2 separate regions of the Homo sapiens genome follow, and region 1 is linked to region 2. A link is an interaction called in ENCODE POLR2A ChIA-PET data of the cell type or tissue named here. Cell type or tissue: MCF 10A. All regions are shown on one strand. Links, peaks and the distances in the headings refer to the core of each region. The heading gives the core; the rest is flanking DNA.

The links. Peaks named below come from ENCODE experiments on the same cell type or tissue, not always from the same donor. Only the 100,000 strongest peaks of a DNase experiment are listed, where the experiment ranks them.
Region 1: POLR2A ChIA-PET joins it to region 2 with 5 read pairs; 1 of 35 experiments calls an interaction of 5 or more read pairs at or near these places.

Annotation. Positions count from the first base shown.
Region 1 is chr16:75,546,881-75,552,988 of GRCh38, reverse strand. The region is part of intron 2 of TMEM231 (transmembrane protein 231); the gene reads left to right. Among named protein-coding and RNA genes, the nearest start is that of TMEM231, 6.3 kb to the left of the region's middle. RefSeq lists enhancers at 2,641-2,700, 2,741-2,810. In MCF 10A, for the core only: a CTCF peak has its summit at 2,567 (motif pointing right); a DNase peak (open chromatin) is centred at 2,518.
Region 2 is chr16:75,302,195-75,308,302 of GRCh38, reverse strand. CFDP1 (craniofacial development protein 1) reads left to right here. Exons shown (of 7, transcript NM_006324.3): 6 at 3,121-3,279. Among named protein-coding and RNA genes, the nearest start is that of BCAR1, 54 kb to the right of the region's middle. RefSeq lists enhancers at 165-665, 1,952-3,151. In MCF 10A, for the core only: no CTCF peak of the experiment used is centred there; DNase peaks (open chromatin) are centred at 2,762 and 3,572.

The DNA.
Region 1 (6,108 bases), core at 795-4,794, 240 kb before region 2:
AGAGAAAAGCAGAGTGACTTTTTCCCCCTCAAGCCTCAAGGAGGCTGACATAGCTCTTGAAGGCATGTGTGGACCCAGAGAATACAGGGACTGAAGGTTATAGAAGGATTCCAGAGGATGAGTGGAGAGTACCGTGTTTCTAAGACACCTGTTTCTTCTCATCCCTGAAATCAGTGTCTTCCTGTCTGTGGTTATCAACTGTTGGCAAGGAGGCAGGTATGGCATAGTTCTCATTGCTTACACCTGTGCCGGCATCAAAACATGCAGAAGGGGCATCATTTCTGTGTAAGAGGTAGGTGTTAGAAAAATAAAAATGCAATTAAAAAGAAGGGGCATCAGCAACCTCAGAGGAAACCCCAGAGACAGTAGTAGAACATTTTTTTAACCCCTGAATTGAATGGAGAGCAAGTAAGGGAAAGTTTGAGAGGCTTTTAAAAACAGGAAAGCTCTCCATAATTTCAAAGTCTGCTTAAGGGCCCAGACCAATGGCTTTTAGTTTCTTTTATGAATTGTTTGTTTGTTTGTTTGTTTGTTTTGAGACAGGGTCTCACTCTGTCACCCAGACTGGAGTTCAGTGGCGCAATCTTGGCTCACTGCAGCCTCCGCCCCCCAGGTTCAAGAGATTCTCCTGCCTCAGCCTCCGAAGGAGCTGGATTACAGGCTCCTGCCACTACGCCTGGCTCATTTTTGTATTTTTAGTATAGATGAGGTTTTACCATGTTGGCCAGGCTGGTCTCGAACTCCTGAGCTCAAGTGATCTGCCTGCCTCGGCCTCCCAAAGTGCTGGGACTATAGGCATGAGCCACCATGCCCAGCTGAATTTTTGTTTTTTGTTTTTGTTTTTCTTTTAATGCTGTATCACCAACATGTTTGATGGCACAAAGGACAAAGTTGCATAGAAAAGTATGGGTTGTTGACTGAGTTAAAGTGTTACTCAAAAGGATGAGGATGTAAAGAAGTTTTAGGAATCCCTGAATCAATTTATTTTGCCTATATTTTTCTTTCTTTTCTTTTCTTTTTTTTTTTTGAGATGAAGTCTCACTCTGTTGCCCAGGCTGGAGTGCAGTGGCGCAATCTCTTCTCACTGCAACCTCCGCCTCCTGGGTTCAAGCGATTCTCCTGCCTCAGCCTCATGAGTAGCTGGGATTACAGGCAGGCACCACCACGGCCGGCTGATTTTTGTATTTTTAGTAGAGACGGGATTTCATCATGTTGGTCAGGCTGGTCTCGAACTCCTGACCTCAGGTGATCCACCCACCTCGGCTTCCCAAAGTGCTGGGATTACAGGCGTGAGCCACTGCCCCGACCTATTTTGCTTATATTTTTCTAAGTAAATAAACATATCTGTGTAAATATGTCTAAATCTAAAAGCTCTTTTAGTAACTTTTTAAAAAGTAAGTGATTAGAAAAGTGTCATAGTTTAATTGGAAATGTTTTTCTTTTATCAGTGGTATATAAAATAATGGTTCATTTTATAAGTAATGGTATCTTAGATTGAAATACAAGGCTGAGCACTGTGGCTCATGCCTATAATCTCAGCACTTTGGGAGGCTAGCCCCTTGAGCTCAGGAGTTCCAGACCGCCTAGGCAACATAGTGAGGCCCTACTATAAAAAATTTAAAAATTAGCCAGGGGTAGTGGTGAATGCCTATAGTCCCAGCTACTCAGGAGGCTGAGGTGGGAGGATCACTTGAGCCTGAGAGGTCAAGGCTGCAATGAGCTGTGATCGTGCCACTGCACTCTAGCCTTTTTTGACCCTGTATCAAGAAAAAAAGAAATAGAAAAAAAAAGAAATACAGGTAGAAAGGTGGAAAGGAACCACGAAGTGGCAGTTTCTGCTTTGCTAGAGACCCACAACTGGTGCCAAAGAGTATTTTTAGCTTAAAAAGAAAGGAGCACCCGGTGATGACAAGTATATGGTGAAATAGACACTGGTATAAACTAGGAAATTAACCTTTAATAAAAGAATATGGGCCGGGCGCAGTGGCTCACGCCTGTAATCCCAGCACTTTGGGAGGCCGAGGCGGATGGATCACCTGAGGTAGGGAGTTCTAGACCAGCCTGGCCAACATGGTGAAACCCCGTCTCTACTAAAAACACAAAAATTAGCCGGGTGTGATGGCAGGTTCCTGTAATCCCAGCTGTTTGGGAGGCTGAGGCACGAGAATTGCTTGAACCCGGGAGGCGGAGATTGCAGTGAGCTGAGATTGCACCACCCATACTCCAACCTGGGCAACAGAGCCAGACTGCATCTCAAAAAAAAAAAAAAAAGAATACGACTTAAATGAATGAAATGTACGCAAACAAAACAGAAACCAAACAAAATTCCAACAAACCGTCAGATGCTGGGAATTCCTGACGGGGAAAAAAGTCACACATCAGGATACTCTGGAAACAATGGCACTTGAATTTCTGGCAATTCCTGCAGTCAGGTGGTGTGCTGGTTATGAGGTATTGTCTCAGCTCCAAACCCACCCTCCTACGCTCAGCTTCCAGGTTCCTGCTGAGATGCTGGAAACCACCTTCTTCCCCTGCAGCTTCCTGTTAGGTTCTGCCAGTAGGAGGCATGATGAGCCTTGTTCTGGGAGTGCAGAAAAAAAGAAATGAAACCAGTCACCACTGCCAGGGTGAAGAACCACTGTGGATGCCACAAACAGGGACAACCAGCAAACAGGAAGGAGCAGGACGCCTCTCCTACCGGCTTCAAGGTTCCCTCTAGTGCATGCTTCCTCCAAGCTCAGAGGTCCTGGCCCCATCTGGGCCGCGGTCCCTTCTTGAAGTCTGAGGCTCAGCTCTTCGAGGCCTCTTCCCTGAACCTCTAAGTTCTATCAGTCCCACCCGCTTCCCCTTCTTCTCTAGTCCTAGGTGTGGGAAATGTTCCCTGCAGCTACTATCTCTGTGTTGCTGGGATATCCCCTTTTTACGTCTTCAGTCCTCTAATACCTATGGGACTATTTATTCCCTATGTTAAATTCCCTCTGGCCAGGTGCGGTGGCTCATGCCTGTAATCCCAGCACTTTGGGAGGCTGAGGCGGGCAGATCACCCAAGGTCAGGAGTTTGAGAATAGCCTGGCCAACACGGTGAAACCCCATCTCTACTAAAAATGCAAAAATCAGCTGGGCGTAGTGGCGCACACCTGTAATCCCAGCTAGTCAGGAAGCTGAGGCAGGAGAATCACTCGAACCTGGGAGGTGGAGGTTGCGGTGAGTGGCGATTGTGCCACTGCACTCCAGCCTGGGCAACAGAGTAAGACTTCGTCTCAAAAAAAAAACAAAAAAATTCCCTCTGACTCTGCTCAGTACATGCGTGTGGATTTCATGTGTATCTCTAAAGGGTTATCCTCCTTTAACCATGAGAAATCTTTTCAGTTAGAGTTCTTATGAGCTATTATAGAAGAGCCCTGAATCAGGAGTCAGCAAACCAAGATCCTTGTCCCACAAGGTCCTAGTCCCAATTCTGTCACTGGGTTTCATAACCTCACCCTCAATTTATCTATCCATATACAGGGCATGAGAGTACCCACATCTCTCCTGGGATATGCAGAGGAATCACGTGGGACAATGAATGGATATAAAAATTGTTCCAAAGCCTGTATATACGTTGTAGATATAAGGTGGTGGTGTGATATGTGAATTCTCTTGGCTAAGTACCAGTTGGAGGTTAGATAGCGACCTAGAATTTGTGTTAAAGAAGTAGTAGCCTTTGAATGCCTGCCTTTGTTAGCTATTGCACATATGTTAAACTTACTTTCAACTAAATGGAATTAAATAATTGATTTATTCAGTGGTCCAAGTGATAACAGAGGAGCACAGCCAAACTTCGCCAGCCCCAGGAGGGTGAGAGTCCAGCTTGGTGACAGGTCATTTGTGGGAGACACATCCTTTCCATCGAAACTTCTCTCCCCCCTCTCTCCACCCTGCTCTCCTTCTCACCCACTCTGCCAGATGCATTGATCCCACGGGTACCCAGAGCACATGTACCTGATTAGCCTGGATCCCTCCTCTCTGAGATGTTCCTGCACCCCATCACTTCACTTCCTTCAGGACTCCAACAAGTTGGGTCATCCTGAATATTTAAAAATTTCTGTTAAATTCTTTTTGGGTTTTTTTGTTGTTTGTTTGAGATAGAGTCTTGCTCTGTCACCAGGCTGGAGTGCAGAGGCACGATCTCGGCTCACTGCAACCTCCACCTTCTGGGTTCAAGCGATTCTCCTGCCTCAGCCTCCCTAGTAGCTGGGATTACAGGTGCACGCCACCATGCCTAGCTAATTTTTGTATTTTTAATAGAGGCAGGGTATCGCCATGTTGCCCAGGCTGCTCTCGAACTCCTGAGCCCAAGCAATCCACCCACCTGGGCCTCCCAAAGTGCTGGGATTATAGGCATAAGCCACCACGCCTGGCCAATTTCTGTTAAATTTTACCTTCATTATTCTCTAATTTTAGCCTGCTTCATTTCTGTCAGCGGCACTTGTCACTGTTTTCTACATTGTCCATCGGGAATGTATGCCCCATTAGGATGGGGACTTTGTCTATTTTGTTTACCATTATAGTCTCATTATTTGAAATAGTGCCTGGCGTGTTTCCAAAAAGTACGTAACAGATCAATGAGTGAATTTAACAAGTAGACACTATTGATGGTGTTGTGCCAAATCTGTCCCCCGCGAACTTGGAATGGAAGGATGTGCACAGGCAAGTATACAGACGTAGATGCCTGGTGCTGCTGTTTTTCAGGAAGATTTGTCCAACCTGCTGTCTTCATTTGGAATTTTTAAAATAATTTTAGACATTTTGGTCCTAAAAAGAGGACCAGATTTGAAGTCACCTGATCTCAAATCCTGTCTTCACCATTACTTGCTGTACCTCTGATAAATGCCCTAATCTCACTCATCCTTGATTTTGTCATCTGTGTAATGGGAAAATACCTGTTCTGCCTGCCTGGGGCTTTACATTTATTGTAAAGATCAAAGGAAATGAGCTTTTCCCCCTCCCACAGTGTGTTGGAGTCTGGATTCTTCTGGCAGTTGTCTCCTGGCCACTATCCTCTGTTGCAAGTTGAGAAATGTGCTCTTTTCTTCCTGTCCAACCCTAAAGATCTAGAAGGTGTGGATCCATCACAGAGAGTTACATAAGATTTTCTACCCAGATCCCAATTGAAGAAAATCCACAGGAGACAAGGCAGGCTCTTTTATTTATTTTTTATTTTATTTTTTTGAGATGGAGTCTCGCTCTGTCACCAGGCTGGAGTGCAGTGGCAAGATCTTGGCTCACTGCAACCTCCAACTCCCTGGTTCAAGCGATTCTCCTGCCTCAGCCTCCTGAGTAGCTGGGATTACAGGCACGTGCCACCACTCCCAGCTAATTTTTGTATTTTTAGTAGAGACGGGGTTTCACCATGTTGGCCAGGATGGTCTCGATCTTCTGACCTCATGATCCGCAAGGCAGGCTCTTTTCATCCTACCTATAATGACTAGTCCATCATTGCCTCAGTAACTTGATCATCAGCCCTGGTAGCAGATATCCCTCCCCGAAGCTGATGAAACAGGGCAGAGAGGAAGTATCCAAGAGAAAAGGGAGGGAGGTTTCTCTAAAACAAGACCTAAGAGAAGGAACATTATTGTCTAGAAAGAAAGAAATAATTGAAAGTTTCTGAAAATTGAGATTTCTTCATTTCAAATGACCTTATTATTAGCCTGAAAAAGCACACACACAAAAAATCTCTTCCTTACGTAATAGTAATGGTGGGAATCAAAATGAATCCATAGATGGTGGATCCAGATGGGAATGCTGCTACACGATAGTAGAATTGTTCTGGGAATCCACAGTGGGAAAGGATCAGTTGTAGCAAAAAGATCCAGAGTTGTGCAGAGGGACCATGTCAGCAGTGATCACTTTTCAGTAACCGTGCTTTCCTGATCATCATTTTAGCATCACTGTTTGGCAAGACTGTGGATGGTAGGAGTGGATACCAGTTTTTTTTCACTGCCTACATATGCTTCATAAGCTGTATTTTGTCTTTTTTCCTCTACAGACCTCTGTCTTCTTTCCTTTCATGCCCGTAATTTATCAAATAGATATGGTTTTAATACTTTGCTGATTTGACATAGCTTC
Region 2 (6,108 bases), core at 1,099-5,098:
GAGTACAATTCCAAGGCCACGAGGGCTTGATGCCACCAGAACTTCTGAGAAGCATTCCACCTCCTATAGCTACCTTGTGAGGGTAGGAGGCTGGCCGTTTAACCACCAGCTTTTGTGTTCCTTCAGGCTAGCCCCAATGGCTTGAGCTCCACCACCTGTCCAGGCAGTACTTGTGGCATGCAGGCAGGCTCAGAGGAGACCCTGCAGCCAGAAATGGAAAGTCCTCATGCGTATGCTTTTGGTGGGGTGTTGTCAACAGTGAGTCTGCACTTGCCCAGAACCATCTAGTGCAGCTGCAGCTGAAATAAGAGTTCACAAGCATCTAAAGAAAAGATCAGTGTTCCCATATGAAAAGAACTGGTATGATAGAAATACCACCAGGGACACCTAATCTAGAGGTTAGGGAAGGCTTCCTGGAGGAAGTGGTTTTAAAGCTGAGATAAGGCTTAATATGGTGGCTTGTGCCTATAATCCCAGTACTTCGGGAGGCCAAGGCAGGAGGATTGCTTGAGTCCAAGAGTTTGATACCAGCCTTGGGCAACATAGCAAGACCCTGTCTCTACAAAACATAAAAAAGATAGTTGAACGTGGTGGCACACACCTGTAGTCTCTGCACCTCAGGAGACTGAGGTGGGAGGATCACTTGACCCAGGGAGGTTGAGGCTGTAGTAAGCTGTGGTTTCACTGGTGTACTCTAGCCTGGGTAACAGAGTGAGAACCTGTCTCTAAAAAAGTAAATACATAAAAATTTATTTTAATTATTATGTTTTAAAAAGGGGTCAGTGGGCCTGGGCGCAGTGGCTCACACCTGTAATCCCAGCACTTTGGGGGGCCGAGGTGGGCAGATCACCCGAGGTCAGGAGTTTGAGACCAGCCTGCCCAACATGGCAAAACCCCGTCTCTACTAAAAATACAAAAAATTAGCCAGGTGTGGTGGCAGGCGCCTGTAATCCCAGCTACTTGGGAGGCTGAGACAGGAGAATCGCTTGAACCCGGGAGGCGGAGGTTGCAGTGAGCCGAGATCACGCATCTGCACTCCAGCCTGGGCAACAAGAGAGAAACTCCGTCTCAAAAAATAAAAATAAATAAAAATAAAAAGGGGTCAGTGAAGAGACATTTAAGCAGAAAGACATGCTAAGCTTTGTGTTTTGGAAAATTCAGTCTAATTACAGCATGTCACTAGATACCAGGATAGGGCCACTGAGTGAGGATGGGGAAAAACAGGTCAGGGAGACCAGTAAAGAGGCTGTTCAATTATCCAGGTGATATAAGAATGAGAATTCGGGCAGTAGCAGTAAGGAAGATGAGAAGGAAAAAGATTTGAGACACAGTAAGTTTCCATATCCCCACTCATGCTCCGTTCCTGGTAAAATGGTGAAAAAGAAAGTGTGTGTGTGTGCGTGTGTGTGTGTGTGTGTGTGTGTGATCACGCGCACATATGACATTGTAGGGGTTGAGTTGTCTGGAAAACAGTGCTTAGAAGATATGAATTGAAAGCTCATAAAGAGCTATTTGGAGTTCTCTTAAGCAAACTGGGAAGTAAAGTAACTAATGAGAAAATCTCTCAAGTCACTTCTCATCTGGAGGCGAGATAGCACAGTGCACCACCCTGAGAGTTGGGAGAGATCTTCCTTTGTCCCGGATCTGCATTGTCTATTGTTTTGACCCTTGTTTTATCATTTAACCTCTCTGAACTTTGTTTATTTGTCCAACTTAATACAAGGATGATGAAGCTTGCCCAGCCCATTCTGAGTTGATCTTAAGCTCAGCATGTACTGGGGTGTGACCCAAACAGGGAAGTTGACATCCTCTCTACTAAAGTTAATAGAATGAGAATGTTCAGGGTCATTGTTCAGTCCCAGCAGTCTGGTGTTCAGTGTGGACGTTGGCCTGTTGGCTCACACCAGGCAGAGGGGGTGAGTAGTCGTTCACGCTGCTTTGCGGCAGGGACGTGGGGTTTCAGAATGGGTTAGGGTGATACTAGGTTATTTCAAAGATGATCCCTTCCAACTCTGAGACTGGGTCCTGTGTCACAGGCCTTAGTGAGAGTTAGATGAGATCATGGCTACAAAAGCACTTGGAGAACAAACATTCTAGACAAGTAAAGGTATTATTATCAGTAGACCATGTGACATTAGCTCATAGTTTTTAAATGTTTAACTTTCTTGCATATCCCCGTGAGGCGGAAAATAACTTCCAAGTTCCTACATGCTGGTAGATGATTTCGTTTCATTTCATAAAGAGACCAAACCTTTCCTCATACCATCTTAACTGCATTTTGCTTTTCTTATTTTATTTCATATGTTTAACAATGACTGGAAACATTTGACCTGCCAAGACTTGAATTTGGGCATCTGGGGTTTCTCCCACTGTCCATGATAGCATCACCAGCAAGTGGAGCACAGGCTGTACATTCCCCGTGTGAGCTTTCGGAGTGAGGAATGTTCTCCACCTCCTGGAAAAAACAGGGCCCAACTCACAGGAGTTAAAAGGAAACTGATTTTAGAACCCTCTTACAGTACTGTGACTTTTCACTCATCAGTGTTGGGAACTGGTTCTCTTTCTCTTAAAAGAACCCCCTGGGGCTTTAAGCTTAAACGATGACAGTGACTCAGAGTGGCTCATGCTTATTGCACCTTGACGCTGTGCCAAGTGCTGTTTTAGCCCTTTACGTGTAAGATACACCACAGCCTGTGAGTAAGCATTTGCTTTGTAGATTAGGAAACCAAGGAACATGCAGTAAATAACTGGCCTAGAGTCACACAGTTAAGCTGGAAGTTGGACCTTGGCATGTGACTCCAAAGCCCTGCCTGAAGCGCTGCTCCTCCCCTCCTTGCAAGCAGAGACCTGCCACACAGAGCCCACAGAGGTCTGAAGAAGGCAGGATTTCCTGTTCGTAGCTCAGGAGAGCAGACAGTGGTGTTAAGCAGGAAAAGCACATTAGAATTCCAGTTTACTTACAGTGCTCTCCACACCAGGAAGGAAATGCCCCAAATATGAACATGGCTTCCACTAAGATAAATGGCCCCAATCTAGGGGATTCCCATTTGCATCAGAAAAACTGTTAATATAGAGATCAGAGTTTTTACCTGCTACATCTTTCATATTTTCTTTCCTTAGGTTAAAAAGATCAAGTGGCATGAGCAGCCTTTTGGGGAAAATTGGTGCCAAGAAGCAGAAAATGAGCACCCTTGAGAAGTCCAAACTGGACTGGGAGAGCTTCAAGGAGGAAGAGGGGATTGGTGAAGAACTGGCCATCCATAATCGAGGGAAAGAGGGGTAAGAAGGAGTAGGTTTTATGCCTTGGAAAATCCTCAGAACCCTGAAATCAAATGATTTATTGGAGACAAACTGCCCACTGTAAGCAAGCAGGAGCTTTTCATGATGGAACTAAAAATGTGAGCACTTTGGTTTGTCAGTAAGTCTCTGTTCCAGTGTGGGGCAGGGCCTGTCACTGGGAAGGCCACTGCGGGTGGAGGGAAGGCGGGGCATGTGAGGAGTACTCTCAGGGGCCAGTCACATCTGCCAAGCTGAATTTGCTGAATTACAGCTCCAGTGAACTGTAAGTTGCCTAGTGGTTGGATCTGGCCTGTGGTAGCAGCCTTGGCCTTATCTGAATCATTTGTCCTTCTGAGAAACCAAACTAGTTCAGATCCGTCAAAAACTGAGCCAATGGAATGCCTAGATGTTGCATTATTGTGAATTTTTTTTTGTCTGTGTCATTATGGCCTGGGGTGGGGCTTTACCCTTGGCTATAGCCTGTGTGATAGGCCAGGCCCTCAGACAGCACCCCAGGCCATCACTTGCACCTCTTTCTCTTCGCTGTGGAATACAAAGAGAATGTTCATAACCTACGTATTCAGTTGTAAAAAGGGTCCTTTCCTTGTCATATTTGTCTTACTGGTGATTAAACAAAAAATCAAGAAAGAAATGGTGGCCAGGCATGGTGGTTCACACCTGTAATCTTGGCACTTTCGGAGGCCGAGGCGGGCAGATCACTTGAGGTCAGGATTTCGAGACCAGCCTAGCCAACCTGGCAAAACCCCATCCTACTAAAAATATAAGAATTAGCCAGGCATAGTGGTGCACACTTGTAATCCCAGCTACTTGGGAGGCTGGGGCAGGAGGATCACTTGAACCCACTAGGTGGAGGTTGCAGTGAGCCAAGACTGAACCACTGCACTCCAGCCTGGGTGACAGAGCAAGACTGTGTATCAAGAAAGAAAGAGAGAGAGAGAGAGAAAGGAAAAGAAAAGAAAGAAAAGGTGTTCATAAGTACTTACGGACCTCAGAAGGCACTAAGGAAGTTACCACAGAAGTGGCTTCATGGCTCAAAATCAACAGTCCTCACCCCTAGCCATGAAAGGAAATGTTGAGTGTCCCACCAGAGAGCCCTGGCTGCTCGGCAGCTCTGCTTCTTACCAGTAAGCTCTTCTCCACCAGCATACTGGACACCTCTGAGGCTCAGCTCCTTTACCAATAAAACTGGGATAACGATACCATCCTCACTATGTGGTTGTGATGATCTCATGAGATAATATATGTATTGCTTACGTATATGTAATATACATAAAGCACTTTACAGAACACCTGTCACATAAAGGCTTGCGTTAAGTCGAAGTCATTCAAGTTTTTTTTAAGAGACAGGGTCTCACTATGTTGCCCAGGCTGGTCTCAAACTTTTGGGCTCAAACGATCCTCCTGCCTCGGCCTCCTATGTAGCTAGGACTACAGGGGCACACCCCTGCACCCAGCTCATTCAGTTTATTAATGATAGACAAAGGATTTATTGGGGGGGGTCATATTTCTAAATTAGGCTTCAAGATTATCTAAATGAACCTGGAAGCTGACCAGTATGGTTTTTTTTTCCCTAAACATACATACATACATACATACATACATTTATTTATTTATTTATTTATTTATTTATTTATTTAGAGATGGAGTCTCACCCTGTCACCCAGGCTGGAGTGCAATGGCGTGATCTTGGGTCACTGCAACCTCTGCCTGCCGGGTTCAAGCGATTCTCCTGCCTCAGCCTCCCAAGTAGCTGGGATTACAGGCGCGCGCCTACACGCCCAGCTAATTTTTGTATTTTTAGTAGAGACGGGGTTTCACCATGTTGGGCAGGCTGGAATGCAATGGCGTGATCTTGGGTCACTGCAACCTCTGCCTGCCGGGTTCAAGCGATTCTCCTGCCTCAGCCTCCCAAGTAGCTGGGATTACAGGCGCGCGCCTACACGCCCAGCTAATTTTTGTATTTTTAGTAGAGACGGGATTTCACCATGTTGGGCAGGCTGGTCTCAAACTCCTGACCTCGGGTGATCTGCCCACCCGCCTCGGCCTCCCAAAGTTCTGGGATTACAGGTGTGAGCCACCACGCCCAGCCCTAAAAAAAAACATTTTAAACAGCTTCATGAGCTTGTTTAACTAGCAGACTTCTAGATCAGCCTAAGCTGGAATGCTACAGGACAGGGAGAGGGGGCCAGAGTGATCAGGGGAAGACTCCGGATGAAGTGCAGTGTTGTCTCTTCACGAGTGGTAGCTCTGACATGCGCCCCAAACCTCTCCATTCAGATTCAGCTCCAGTAACTCGCAGCTCTGTCCTGTTCTCCACTCTTGCACAGTGATCTGAGACAGCAGAGGAACTATCAGCGTGTGCTACACATTATTGCTTCTCTGAATATTGATTATATGAGTTGGACAGTGTTCACTCTGCTTGAGTTAATAGAGGTCTTAGAAAAGTAAGGAGTGTTGGGAGCAGTGGCTCACTCCTGCAATCCCAGCACTTTGGGAGGCCAAGGCAGGAGGACTGCTTGAGCTCAGGACCAGCCTGGGCAACATAGCAAGACCTTGCCTCTACTAAAAATCAAAAACATTAGTTGGACGTGGTGCACACCTGTAGTCCCAGTTACTTGGGAGGCTGAAGTGTGAGGATTGCTCACCTCCAGAAGATTGAGGCTGCAGTGAGCTCTGATCGCACCAGTGCATTTCAGCTTGGGTGAAAGAGTGAGACCCTGGCCCAAAAAATAAAAATTTTCAATTAAAAAAAAAGTAAGGAATGGTGCTGTTAAAGATAGGAAGAGTTAACAAAATGTAGACTGGAAG